Regions from separate parts of the Homo sapiens genome. Here region 1 is linked to region 2. The links are chromatin loops, found by intact Hi-C in ENCODE. Cell type or tissue: Caco-2. All regions are shown on one strand. Each heading gives the region's core, and the rest is flanking DNA. Links, peaks and the distances in the headings are about the cores only. Region 1 has its middle 38 kb from the start of AGPAT4. Region 2 overlaps PRKN (parkin RBR E3 ubiquitin protein ligase).

Region 1 (2,918 bases), core at 103-2,602, 55 kb after region 2:
AATTCTAAGTTAATATGGACTGAACGAGGTCTTATTAATAGCAAAGAATAATTGAAATCCCAAACTTACAAGGTTTTCAACAAAAGTAAAGTTTGCTAAAAGTTAAGAGTGTAACATGTATTATCCTAACGTCTAATCTTGTGGCCTTAGACAGTCTAGTCCACAGAAATGAAGGAAGTTCAATTTGGAAAAGAATGGTTATCATCTTTGAGAAAAAACAAAGGAGGGGGGAGAGAATTTATGTAAAAAGGAATATTATATGGTAAATTCTTGTCCTAAAATAAATGAACTGGTTGTTTAGAGAAAGGGATGTTTGCAACAAATCAGAAAGTTGAGGCATGTTGAAGAATTGTCTGTGAAAGTTATGGGAAAAAAAAGTTATAAAAGGGAATTTATGCAAGAAATGTTGTATAATTTAAAAGTAATTAGGCCTCCTGAATGTAAAACTATTGAAGAAACAGTTTATGTGTAAGGTGTGTAAGGAAAGTAAAACGTACTTTGGTAAAAGGATTATAAGGAGACATAAGAGTGTGGATTTTTACCTACATTAAATGGTTAAAAAAAAATTGTTTTAAAGGTTTAGGCAAGTTTTGAAATGTTAATTGAAAAGGAAATTCTGTGTGTAAACATATTGGGTAAAGTTAAAGGGATATCACCCAGTTTTTCTGAGAACTGGACATTAAAATAAAAGCACAACATGTTTTTCTTAAAGCACTAACCTGCTTTTTAACAAAAATTATAAAAGGTTAAAAAGCATCTATACAAATCTTACCATATGGTCAGACATTAAAAATTGGATAAATATGGCTACAAGATTTTATTAAAATTAACTTTAACATTAAAAACACACTAATGTAAAGGTGAAATTTAGCTTATCTGGTATAAATATCATACAGGAAGCATTGGCAAATATAAAACGGTGTTTGGCTTTCTTTGGTCTAAAAAATAATAAAAATAGGTGCTAAAGAAAATTTCTCAGCAAGAAGGTGCCAAGGACTATAAAGTCCATTGCTGATGTCCCCACATGTAAAACAAAAGATCAATTTCTTAGAAATTATATACTTGGTTTATCTTCTACTTTCCTTTCCCTCAAAACTAAAAGTCTTTTAGCACAGGTACCAGCCCTAGAATTTCCGGTAAACCAGCACCAGCCTGAGGATCACATTCTCATCAAAGGGTGGGGAGAAGGAAAACTTGAGCCAGCCTGGGAAGGACTTTACCTTGTGTTACTAATCACCGAGACTGCTGTTCATACAGTGGAAAGGGGATGGACTCATCACACCCGAGTCAAAAAAGCACCGCCTTCTCCAGAGTCGTGGGCCATAGTCCCAGGGGAAAACGCTACCAAACTAAAGCTAAGAAAAATTTAACTCTTTCATCTATTCTATTACTTTTTCTTCTTTCCTCACTCTATTGCTGACCATCTAGTTATTAACATAACCAAGTCAATTTCGCCTCAAACTATTGCATTTGGTGCTTGCCTTGTTATACCCTGTGGGAACTTGCCAAGTCAGAGACAGCTCTCTACTTCAGAAAAGCACCTCTGTCCCTCCTGACTCTTCTCAGATTAGGCATTAGTGAACTGGGACCATTTAATCCGAGGAGATTTTGATAAAGACCCCGGCGTCAACCAGGAGTCTTGCCCTCCCAATGTACAGCTTTTATGCCATAGTTGGTCCAGCATTCTGTGGACCACTAAAGAGCAAGGATGGACCGCCCCAACCTGTTTTTGTAATTTCCTAAAACTGTACATTCATGTTACTAGAGGGACAGCCCCCCACTAAGTGTCAGCTAAACCAGTGCAATCCTATACAGGTTATTATCTCGAATCCTCAAACTTCTTCCCCTTTTCTAAGCCGGTTCCCTCCTTTAAGCCAGTTTTATGGTATGGGGGTTGAGGTTTGAGGGACAGACCCTATTGGATTCTTTAAAATGTATTTCTTTGATCCCGCACTGCCTGCACCTTCTTCTAAGCCTTCTTCCAAAACCTCTCACAACGGAATAATTGCTCCTCCTCCATCTAACCACAAGACCAAGATGGCTGTCGTAGAAGTTAAAGACTTAAAACAAGTATTGGCAATTGAAACAGGTTACCAAGTTGCAAATGCCTGGTTGGAATGGATCAGATATTCCGTCCGCACTTTAAACGAAAGCAATTGTTATGCTTGTGTGCATGGCAGGCCAGAGGCCCAGATTGTCCCCTTTCTAGTAGGGTGGTCCTCCAGTTGACCAGGAGTGGGCTGCATGATAGCTCTTTTCCCGGATCCTACAGCCTGGAGTAACAAGTTGTGCCATGCTCTCTCTCTGCTATATCCCGAAGTCCGGCATCCTATGGGCCAGCCCCTGAGGGCCATCCAGCTTCTGTCTCCCAACACTAAGTTAACTTCATATCTCTCACGACAGGGAGGAAACAGCATTCCTTGGAGACCTGAGGGGATGCAGTGAGCTTAAGAATTTTCAAGAACTTATCAATCAGTCAGCCCTTGTTCATCCCCTAGTGGATGTGTGGTGGTATTCTGGTGGACCTTTACTGGACACTCTGCCGAATAACTGGAGCGGCACTTGTGCTTTAGTCCAATTGGCTATCCGTTTCACCCTGGCATTTCATCAACTAGAGGAAGGAAAAATAAGACATCATAATGCGAGAGAAGCCCCTTATGGGTCTTTCGACTCTCATGTCTATTTAAACGCAACTGGAGTCCCACGGGGAATACCAGATCAATTTGAATTCCGAAATCAAATAGCTGCAGGATTTGAGTCAATATCTTGGTGGGTGACAATTAATAAAAATGTAGATTGGATAAACTACATCTACTACAACCAACAGTGATTTAGTAACTACACTAGAGATGCTGTTGAAGGAATAGCTGAGCCATTAGGGGCTACAGGCCAGATGGCTTGGGAAAATAGGATAGCCT
Region 2 (2,918 bases), core at 157-2,656:
GGTTGGGGAAGGGAGAACCGGCCAGGCAGCAGCGATGGCCCAGGGCAGAAGGGCGGGTGGGCAGCTGGGAGTGGAGTTGCAGTGCTGGTGCCAGGGGAAGCAGGCAAGTGGAGGGCAGGTGAGCCACTGCAGTGAGGGGAGGGGGGCTGGGTGGCTTCTCCCACTGTCTTTACCACAAGCTGGGTGCTGGTGGTGGTGGTAGTTGCTTTCGTTGTTGTTGTTTTGAGACAGATTCTTGCCCTGTCGCCTAGTCTGGATTGCAGTGGCACCAGCTCGGCTCGGTGCAATCTCCACCTTCTGGATTCAAGTGATTCTCATGCCTCAACCTCCTGAGTAGCTGGGACTATATGTGTGCGCCACCAGGCCCAGCATATATATATATATATATATATATATCAAGACTGAGGTTGCTATATATATACACAAATATATATACAAATATATATACAAATATATATAAATATATATACAAATATATATAAATATATATAAATATATACATATATATAAATATTATATGTATTTTTAGTAGAGACAGGGTTTCACCATGTTTCGCAGGCTGGTCTTGAACTCCTGACCGTCGCACTGGCCTCCCAGAGTGCTGGGATTACAGGTGTGAGCCACTGCGCCTGGCCACAAGCTGTTTGAAAACTGTGCTCTCAAAAGTCCCCGGGGACTTCCAGATCTCCATGACAGCATCTTAGCCTTAGTCCCTTAGCCCTCTTTGTAGCATGTGACTTGATAATGACAGGAAGAAATCAAGGCTGCAGGGGCCTGGAGTATGAACCCAGGCAGCTCGGGGCTCCGATTCTGAACCGACTGCTCGCAGGCCAGGCGGCCTGGGTCTGAAGTTATTTAGTTTTCTGAGACTGATCTCTCCAGCTGAAATAGTTAATGACAAGCTCCGTCCTTCAGGGATGCGCAGTTACTACATTCTGTGATGTGGGCAGAGCCCCTGCCGCACAGTGCCCTTCCTCATGTAACAGAAGCGTCCTTACTTCTTCAAAGCCTTCCCCTCCTGGGCAGCAGGGTCTCGGACCCGCCGGCCGCCCCTCCCTCTAACACCCTGCAGCTGTCCCAGCGCCATGCCTACACAGCTCTGTGTTAGCCCGTGCCGAGGTCTGAGTCATCAGATTAATGGGAAAATCAGCACAAGTAGCGTTTGAGGAACAGAATGCCATGTCGTTCATTGGGAAAGGAATGCTGAACTTTGACTTCTAAGTTAGATAACAGAACTGCTTCATGCCCTATGGAGGAATAAAACCATAACCTTTGAGCACATACTGTCTACCAGAAAAAAAAAAAAAAGAAAAGACACATCTTATTAGTTTTCTACACCGTAACCCCTAACTCTCCAATCAAGGCCAAGATCTGCCTGGGCCCTTGACAGTCCCAGGAGGTCAGCGTGAACCCCACCCCCACTGCAAAAGAAAGTGGGTAGCTGTCCTGCCGGCTAAAACACCCTCCCCTAGCTTGGTACTGTTAAAACTTCAGACACGGCCGGGCGCGGTGGCTCACGCCTGTAATCCCAGCACTTTGGGAGGCCGAGGCGGGTGGATCACAAGGTCAGGAGATCGAGACCATCCCGGCTAACATGGTGAAACCCCGTCTCTACTAAAAATTAGCCGGGCGTGGTGGCGGGCGCCTGTAGTCCCAGCTACTCGGGAGGCTGAGGCAGGAGAATGGCGTGAACCCGGGAGGCGGAGCTTGCAGTGAGCCGAGATCACGCCACTGCAGTCCAGCCTGGGCGACAGAGCCACACTCTGTCTCAAAAAAAAAAAAAAAAAAAAAAAAAAGGAAACAAAAAAACCCCAAAAAACTTCAGACACATTAAATCTAGCAGAGTTTAATTGAGCAAGAAAAAAAACAAAAAAGCGATTCGTAAATTGGGTAGCCTTCACAATTACAGCAGATTCAGAGAGACTCCAAGGGTGCCTCGGGGTCAGAACAAATTTATAGACAAAAAGGGAAGTGATGGACAGAAATCGGAAGTCAGGTACAGAAACACCCGGGCTGGTTACAAGTTGGTGTCGGCCTCATTTGAACACAGTTTGAACACTCAGCAGTGTATGAGTGGCTGAAGCATGGCTGCTGGGATTGGCCAAGACCCAGCTGTTGTTACAGTTGCATACTCTAGAGTTAGACTTTCAATCTTGTCTACATATTAAGTCAGACACACTCCTAAGTTGGGTTTTCAATCTTGGCTAAGTTCGACCACAAGGACTCAAATACAGAAGTACGGAGTCCTTCTTAGGCCATACTTAGTTTGCTTTAACAGTATTAAAAACCATTTTGCGACATCAGCATTTTGGTCTTTTCCTAGGGTTTGGGGTATTTTCTCTTCCCTAGGCTTTCTTCTCTGTCTCTGACCTTCAGTGTGGGCATCTCCATGAGGGGGTCCTTGACTCCTTGGCTCACGTGTGCCTCGGCCCCTCAGCAGCTCTGGTGTCCTGTGGACATGAGGGTGCCTCTTAACCCACGCTGCTGCCCATGGCTTACAGGAACCAAAGCTCAGCCCAGGAAGCCTCAACCTCAGGCTCTAGATCTGGGGAGGTCTCTCTTCCTGCAAACTGCTGGCATCTCACTGCATCTTCTCACAGTGGAAGAGGCAAGAGAGCTCTCTGGGGTTGCTTTAATAAGGGCACGAATCCCTTCATAAGAGCTCCACCCTCATGACCTAATCACCTCCCAAAGGCCCCACCTTCCAGTAGCATCACCTTGGTGGGTAGGATTTCAACATATCGATCCGGGGAAGAAGTAACATTGGCCCAGTTGCAGAGTCTGTGAAGGAAATGATAAGGGTACATATCCTTGCAGGTGAAAACAGAAATTGCTGCTCTCAATTTTCCCTCTTCCAGTCTAAGGATCAAACCCTCCTAGCTACCTCCCTCTCCCCTGAGTGAACTGGCCCATCCAGT

What was found. Peaks named below come from ENCODE experiments on the same cell type or tissue, not always from the same donor. Only the 100,000 strongest peaks of a DNase experiment are listed, where the experiment ranks them.
Region 1: a loop joins it to region 2, with 2.7 times the contacts of the local background. A loop is called at or near these places in 6 of 110 quality-filtered maps.

The regions. Positions count from the first base shown.
Region 1 is chr6:161,310,622-161,313,539 of GRCh38, reverse strand. No RefSeq gene overlaps it. Among named protein-coding and RNA genes, the nearest start is that of AGPAT4, 38 kb to the right of the region's middle. In Caco-2, for the core only: no CTCF peak of the experiment used is centred there; no DNase peak of the experiment used is centred there.
Region 2 is chr6:161,365,861-161,368,778 of GRCh38, reverse strand. All of the region lies in intron 10 of PRKN (parkin RBR E3 ubiquitin protein ligase), which reads left to right. Among named protein-coding and RNA genes, the nearest start is that of AGPAT4, 93 kb to the right of the region's middle. In Caco-2, for the core only: no CTCF peak of the experiment used is centred there; a DNase peak (open chromatin) is centred at 1,118.